2 separate regions of the Homo sapiens genome follow, and region 2 is linked to region 1. A link is an interaction called in ENCODE POLR2A ChIA-PET data of the cell type or tissue named here. Cell type or tissue: endothelial cell of umbilical vein. All regions are shown on one strand.

Region 1 (4,000 bases):
TGTCCTTCCGAGTAGGATGTCACTGAGATCCCTCAAATGGAGCCTCCTGCTGCTGTCACTCCTGAGTTTCTTTGTGATGTGGTACCTCAGCCTTCCCCACTACAATGTGATAGAACGCGTGAACTGGATGTACTTCTATGAGTATGAGCCGATTTACAGACAAGACTTTCACTTCACACTTCGAGAGCATTCAAACTGCTCTCATCAAAATCCATTTCTGGTCATTCTGGTGACCTCCCACCCTTCAGATGTGAAAGCCAGGCAGGCCATTAGAGTTACTTGGGGTGAAAAAAAGTCTTGGTGGGGATATGAGGTTCTTACATTTTTCTTATTAGGCCAAGAGGCTGAAAAGGAAGACAAAATGTTGGCATTGTCCTTAGAGGATGAACACCTTCTTTATGGTGACATAATCCGACAAGATTTTTTAGACACATATAATAACCTGACCTTGAAAACCATTATGGCATTCAGGTGGGTAACTGAGTTTTGCCCCAATGCCAAGTACGTAATGAAGACAGACACTGATGTTTTCATCAATACTGGCAATTTAGTGAAGTATCTTTTAAACCTAAACCACTCAGAGAAGTTTTTCACAGGTTATCCTCTAATTGATAATTATTCCTATAGAGGATTTTACCAAAAAACCCATATTTCTTACCAGGAGTATCCTTTCAAGGTGTTCCCTCCATACTGCAGTGGGTTGGGTTATATAATGTCCAGAGATTTGGTGCCAAGGATCTATGAAATGATGGGTCACGTAAAACCCATCAAGTTTGAAGATGTTTATGTCGGGATCTGTTTGAATTTATTAAAAGTGAACATTCATATTCCAGAAGACACAAATCTTTTCTTTCTATATAGAATCCATTTGGATGTCTGTCAACTGAGACGTGTGATTGCAGCCCATGGCTTTTCTTCCAAGGAGATCATCACTTTTTGGCAGGTCATGCTAAGGAACACCACATGCCATTATTAACTTCACATTCTACAAAAAGCCTAGAAGGACAGGATACTTTGTGGAAAGTGTTAAATAAAGTAGGTACTGTGGAAAATTCATGGGGAGGTCAGTGTGCTGGCTTACACTGAACTGAAACTCATGAAAAACCCAGACTGGAGACTGGAGGGTTACACTTGTGATTTATTAGTCAGGCCCTTCAAAGATGATATGTGGAGGAATTAAATATAAAGGAATTGGAGGTTTTTGCTAAAGAAATTAATAGGACCAAACAATTTGGACATGTCATTCTGTAGACTAGAATTTCTTAAAAGGGTGTTACTGAGTTATAAGCTCACTAGGCTGTAAAAACAAAACAATGTAGAGTTTTATTTATTGAACAATGTAGTCACTTGAAGGTTTTGTGTATATCTTATGTGGATTACCAATTTAAAAATATATGTAGTTCTGTGTCAAAAAACTTCTTCACTGAAGTTATACTGAACAAAATTTTACCTGTTTTTGGTCATTTATAAAGTACTTCAAGATGTTGCAGTATTTCACAGTTATTATTATTTAAAATTACTTCAACTTTGTGTTTTTAAATGTTTTGACGATTTCAATACAAGATAAAAAGGATAGTGAATCATTCTTTACATGCAAACATTTTCCAGTTACTTAACTGATCAGTTTATTATTGATACATCACTCCATTAATGTAAAGTCATAGGTCATTATTGCATATCAGTAATCTCTTGGACTTTGTTAAATATTTTACTGTGGTAATATAGAGAAGAATTAAAGCAAGAAAATCTGAAGTATTGTCTTGTTTTTAAAAAATACAGTTCCTAGTGTTTTTAGAAGTCACTTAATTTGTCTCATTTTTCCACCTGGAAATTAGGAATAATGTAGAATGCAAGGCAGTAATTTCCTTTTGGAAAGGACTCTGAAGGCAGAAAAGAAGGGAGAGAACCTCATGGGCAGAATATTATAAAAAGAGTGTCATATTCCAGCATTTGAATTGGAAAGAGAAGAGTGAAGATCCAAGTTGCATTATTAATCTGCCCTGTGTTTTTTCCTTTTAACAATCAGTTTGAGCTGCTGCTGTTATGAGTTTCTCATCAAGATGAAAGCCCTAATATGTAAAGTCAAATCCGATTTAAATTTTGTGCTTTTATAGAAAGAAATTTCTTCATAGACGTGGTGATATATCATTTGTTGGACCTGCTAATAGTAGGTCAAAGGGGAGCACTCCTTGCCCCCTGTTCCTGGGTTTATGCAGTTTTCTTTTTAGAGTTTATATAGGGCAAGTGGTTCTTTTTCTCTGAATTACAGGATGGAAAAAGGTCATATCCTTTGTCAGGAAATATAAACTTGAAAGTATGTAGTCAGCTCTTGTAATACTCATATTTATGATTGTCCTATATGAAAAACAACTTCAGTTAAAACTATAATGTGTGATTCTGTATAACAAGGTGATGTCTGTTTCCCAGGGCTCAGACCTAATCCAGTTATAATAAAATCAATTAAATGAAATATTCTATAGAATCGATCTATGCCCTTGTTAATCTCCATCCATATAGGAGTCACGTTCTTTAAGACAGATGGTGGTAGTTATTTTTGTGGCATGGTTAGATTTGACTGGTTTTGCAGAAGATTACAGTTATGTACTGCATAATGACATATACAATAGTGGTCCCATAAAATTATAATGGAGCAGAAAATCTATTGCCTCATGATGTTTTAGCCGTTTTAATGTCATAGCCTAGTGCATTACTCACGTGTCTGTGGAGATGCTGGTGTAAACAAACCTACTACACTGCCAGTTGTATAAAAGTACAGCACATTCAGTTATGTACAGTATGTAATACTGATAATGACAATAAATGACACCGGTTTGTGTATTTACTTTTTATAATTAGAGTGTTCTATTCCTACTTATTAAAAAAATGTTTAATAGAGCCTTGGGCAGGTCCTTCAGGAGGTATTCCAGAAGAAAGCATTGTTATCATAGGAGATGACAGCTCCATTCATGCTATTTCTCCTGAAGACCTTCCAGTGAGACAAGATGTGGTGATAGAAGACAGTGATACTGATGATCCTGACCCTGTGGGCCTAGGCTAATGTGTGTGTTTGTGTCTTAAGTTTTTAACAAAGTTTAAAAAGTAGAAAAATAAAGTTTAAAATAGGAAAAAACTTACAGAATAAGGATATAAAGATATTTTTGTGCAGTTTTACAAGATGTTTGTGTTTTAAATTTAAGCTAAGTGTCAAAAAACTTTGACAAAAGAGTCAAAGTTTGAAAGTTTGTAAAGTTAAGTTACGGTGAGTTAAGGTTAATTACTGAAGAAAGAAAATTGTTAAATGAATTTAGTGTGGCCTACTTTAAATGTGCCATGTTTGTAAAGTCTACAGTAGTGCACAGTAATGTTTGAGGCCTTCACATTCACCCACCACTCACTTAGTGACTCACACAGAGCAACTTCCACCCCTGCAAGCTCTATTAATGGTAAGTGCCCTCCCTATACAGGTGTACTATTTTTTATCTTTTATACTGTTTGGTTTTTTTTACTGTGCTTTTTCTATTTTAGATACACCAGTACCATTGTGTGACAGTTTCCAACAGTAAGTATTCAGTACAGTAACATTCTGTACAGGTTTATAGCCTAGAAGCGATAGGCTCTACCATGTAGCCTAGGTGTATAGTAGGCTATGCCATCTACGTTTGTGTAAGTACACTCTAATGTTTGCACAACGACAAAATCACCTATTTCTCAGAATGTATCTCCATTGCTAAGTGCCACATTTCTGTATATCGATGTTTGGGAAGCTAACTCAAAACATTTCTAGAGAGAACTTTTAACATAAAAAATAATTCCCTTTCACTTTTAGAAAAGACCAAAAAACAAAAAAAAAACAAACAAGTTTCAGAAGATTGTTTCTTTTGAACTGAAGATTGGTGCCTAAAAGAACCTACAAAGTTAAATGATTAGGAAAACATTAAGAGATTGGGTCATTATATTTTTTGTTTTCAACTATATTAAGCTTTCAGGAAGTAAATATTAG
Region 2 (4,000 bases), 54 kb before region 1:
CAAGGAGGACTTCTAACTCCTCATGTCTTAGGAGGGACTCTAATCTTCCTAAGTTAGGCCTCTAACCCAAGTTCAGACCAGCATCCTTGTGCTTTACCAAGAGGGGCCTTTTAACCCTCTCTGTCTTACAAGGGGCTTTAACCCTCCTAAGTTGGACCTTTAACCCAACTTTGTCCCAAGATAAAATGTACCCCACCAATTTCCCAACATCAGCCAATTGGTGCTGCAGTCTATTTCCCTTGGGTCGGGGATCTCTTCAGTATGGTCCCTTTGCAGTTCACCATGGAAGAGAAAAGTCCTGATCCTGACGCCAAGAGAGAGTTCTTGGATCTTGCAAGAAAGAATTCAGGGTGAGTCCACAGAGTAAAGTGAAAGCAAGTTTATTAAGAACGTAAAGGAATAAAAGTGTGGCTACTCCATAGACAGAGGAGGGCATTCCTGAAAGTGAGAGGAAGAACCACGTCCACCTTAGGTACAATGCTTGCTTATATATAAGATAATAAAGCAAAAAATCATGGGAGAAATATGCCCTACTACAAGGGCTTGTGACAAAGAATTGTTAATCTTTGTGTAATTACCGTCTTCTGTAAAAATCTGTATTATTATCTTTAATGCAAAACTTATTCTTAGAACTATAAATGCTTTTGTTCTTAAGATATCAGGACATCAGGACATTTCCTGGGCCTGTTATTTCCTGGATCTGTTTAGCCCTGGGTCTGTTCAGTAAACATTATTAACCTGTTCCCTTAACTGTAAACATCCTGTGACTAAGAATGCCTAATGAACGCCCTGGAAAAGCAGCCCAGCAGGTCTCAGCCTCATTTTACCCAGTCCCTATTCAAGATGAAGTCACTCTGGTTCAAACGCCTCTGACAATTTTATAGACATGTTCCTATCTTTAAAAAGTAGCTGCTGCTCAGTTCTAGCAAATATATGTTCTGCCAGAATGTAGATTCAATATTGCTAGCTTTTCCAATTTTCCAAGAGACATTAGAAATTTATGCTTTTATATGTAATCTCCTGACTTTTAACACATTCATGTATTTTTAAACCAGTGTGGACCAGACAAGGTATGCCACCAAGTAGTACACACCAGTCTGCAAGCTCTATCTTAGAACATGAGGGTGGGTCATTTATATCCAAGGATCAAAGAAAACAGACCCTGGCTTGCTTAAGGAGCCTTAGGCAGGCCTTCAGCTAGGATAAAGGTTAATACAGGTCCAAATCCCTTGGGACCAGACAGGCTTTTGGGATTCAGAAGTTTTCAGATTTTTTTTAACTTTTTAGCTCTATGGGGCCCATGCCATGTAGCATGCTAAGAGAACTCTGAGGCAGAACCTTATTAACAAACCCATTGATATTTCTGAAGCAAAACATAAATATTCAGAATTCAAGTGACATAAGAGTATAAAAAACATATACACCATGGAATACTATGCAGCCATAAAAAAGGATGAGTTTATGTCTTTGCAGGGACATGGATGAAACTGGAAACCATTATTCTCAGCAAAGTAACACAAGAAGAGAAAACCAAACACCACATGTTCTCACTCACAAGTGGGAGTTCAACAATGAGAACACATGGACACAGGGAGGGGAACATCACACACCAGGGCCTGTTGGGGGGTGGGGGTCTGGGGGAGGGATAGCATTAGGAGAGATACCTAATGTAAATGATGAGTTTATGGGTGCAGCTAACCAACATGGCACATGTATACCTATGTAACAAACCTGCATGTTGTACACATGTACCCCAGAACTTAAAGTATAATAAAAAAAAAAGTGTAAAAAATATCAAGTAAGTTCTAGTCAAGTTTTGCCACCAAATGAGATAGTTGCAAACTTATGAAAAAAATAACTTTCCAAAAGCATTGGGATTTCAGAATTATTGACAGGTAATAATGTGAACCAATTATAAGGAGACAAGTGAGGACTGACTACATACTTTGTTAATGAATCGACTTATAGAGAATTTATGCCTGATGACCTCTACCCTTTGGAAACTATTTTTGTATCCTTGATAACTGGGGACATACCTGCTTTCTCCCCTTTGGCCTCAGGGGGAGGCAGTGTTTTGCCCTTTACCATTGTTCCCCAAGCACGGGCAGGCCCATTTCTTAATTTCCTAGGCATATCTGAGACTGGCTGGCAGGAAGCTTAGCACAATGAGTTACTTCCAATTGCTGTTAAAAATGACTTTGCTCAGGGCCGGGTGCGGTGGCTCATGCCTGTAATCCCAGCACTTTGGGAGGCCGAGGCAGGCGGATCATCTGAGGTCGGGAGTTCGAGACCAGCCTGACCAACATGGAGAAACTCCACCTCTGCTAAAAATACAAAATTAGCTGGGCGTGGTGGTGCATGCGTGTAATCCCAGCTACTCAGGAAGGCTGAGGCAGGAGAATCGCTTGAACACGGGAGGCGGAGGTTGCCAGGGGCCGAGATCGCGCCATTGCACTCCAGCCTGGACAACAAGAGCGAAACTCTGTCTCAAAAAAAAAAAAAAAAAAAAAAAAAATGACTTCGCTCCGATGCACCACCCCCAGTTCTGTATTTGAGACCAACCTCGATTGCCTCCCTATTTGACTCTCATCTATCTTCATGCCTCAAGGTTCTTGCCAGACTCTCAATAAGGACCTAAACAAGAAAAAGGGTCTCCTTTCCCTCTGGTTTCTGCTCTTCCTCCATCTCAATTTTTGCACACCAGTAATTTATAACTACTACTCAGGTGGATGATTGTGGAATTATGTCTCCTTTTAAAAGATGCACCACCCTAACCCTCAGTGTTATGGTTACCCTGAGCTCCACCTCTCAGGACAATTACAAATAACGGCCGCCAAATCAATAACAACATTGTGAGTTATCCAATCTTAGTGGGCATAACCACAACCCATGCTGTGCTAAACTGGACTAAGTCCAGGTCACTTTTTTAAAGCCCCATAGGATGATCAGGCATGCCTATCTCTACAGTAGCTTTAGGGCTTCTGCTCCTGATTCTCTGTGATTTACTACATAAAGAACATATACACATCTCCAGCAATAAAAAACCAACCCAAAACAATAAAAATCCAAATATAGAAAATAATCCTTTCTCCTGTGGAAGATACAAAGCTGCAGGGACTTGGCTTTGCTGCTGACAGACATGGATTTACATTACAAAATAAAGCACTTGGCTTAGCTTCTCAACCTAAGCACCTTTACTCGGGTGACTTCACTTTCTCTCAGGAACAATTGTTTTTGGTCTCTAGAGGTAGGAGTGTCCCAAAAGACATATATCCAAGATAGACAGAAGTCTCTTCTTTCAGTGAAGATTTGTGGTTGAAAAATCTCTTTAAAAAGCGCTTCTCCCATTTCTGGGCTATTACATGTTCATAAAGATCAGCATACTATCTCAACATATTTTGTGCATGTGTGCATATGCACATGCATGTGAGTGTGTACTATATTGTAATTGTACATGGAAAATAAAATTCTAAGCCCGACAGCTGACTGAATGGATCCACTCTTGGCCAAGGGGATCCCAGAGAAAGCTGAAAAACTATTTCAGCCTACGATGGGAATGGGGGGTAGTACATGGCTCCCCTTGGAGCTTAGGCACAACTGACCAGCATTAACACAAAAATAGAGATCATAAGATGAATAAGACAAACTCTTTGTAGCAATAAGATACTGAACTCCAACTTGATACTGGTATAGCATCACATGACAGATAACAGGCCCTAAATATATGTTTTAATTTCTTTCTTCCTTTGTTACTTTATTTTTCATTTATTTATTTATTTTTTAGAGACAGTATCCTGCTCTTGTCACCCAGGCTGAAATGCAGTGGCATGATCATAGCACACTGAACCCTCAAAGTCCTGGGCTTAAGAGATCCTCCCACCTCAGCCTCCTGAGTAGTTGGACGGCATATGCCACCATGCTCAATTAATTTTTAAAAAATTTTTGTAGAAATAGGGGTCTCATTATGTTGCTCGGGTTGGTCTCAAACTCCTGGCCTCAA

What was found. Peaks named below come from ENCODE experiments on the same cell type or tissue, not always from the same donor. Only the 100,000 strongest peaks of a DNase experiment are listed, where the experiment ranks them.
Region 2: POLR2A ChIA-PET joins it to region 1 with 7 read pairs; 3 of 35 experiments call an interaction of 5 or more read pairs at or near these places.

The regions. Positions count from the first base shown.
Region 1 is chr3:161,082,735-161,086,734 of GRCh38, reverse strand. It overlaps B3GALNT1 (beta-1,3-N-acetylgalactosaminyltransferase 1 (Globoside blood group)), which reads left to right. Exons shown (of 5, transcript NM_003781.4): 5 at 1-2,852. The coding sequence ends at 976. Among named protein-coding and RNA genes, the nearest start is that of B3GALNT1, 21 kb to the left of the region's middle. In endothelial cell of umbilical vein, no CTCF peak of the experiment used is centred here; a DNase peak (open chromatin) is centred at 2,234; H3K27ac peaks cover 426 bases.
Region 2 is chr3:161,136,653-161,140,652 of GRCh38, reverse strand. No RefSeq gene overlaps it. Among named protein-coding and RNA genes, the nearest start is that of B3GALNT1, 33 kb to the right of the region's middle. In endothelial cell of umbilical vein, no CTCF peak of the experiment used is centred here; a DNase peak (open chromatin) is centred at 2,082.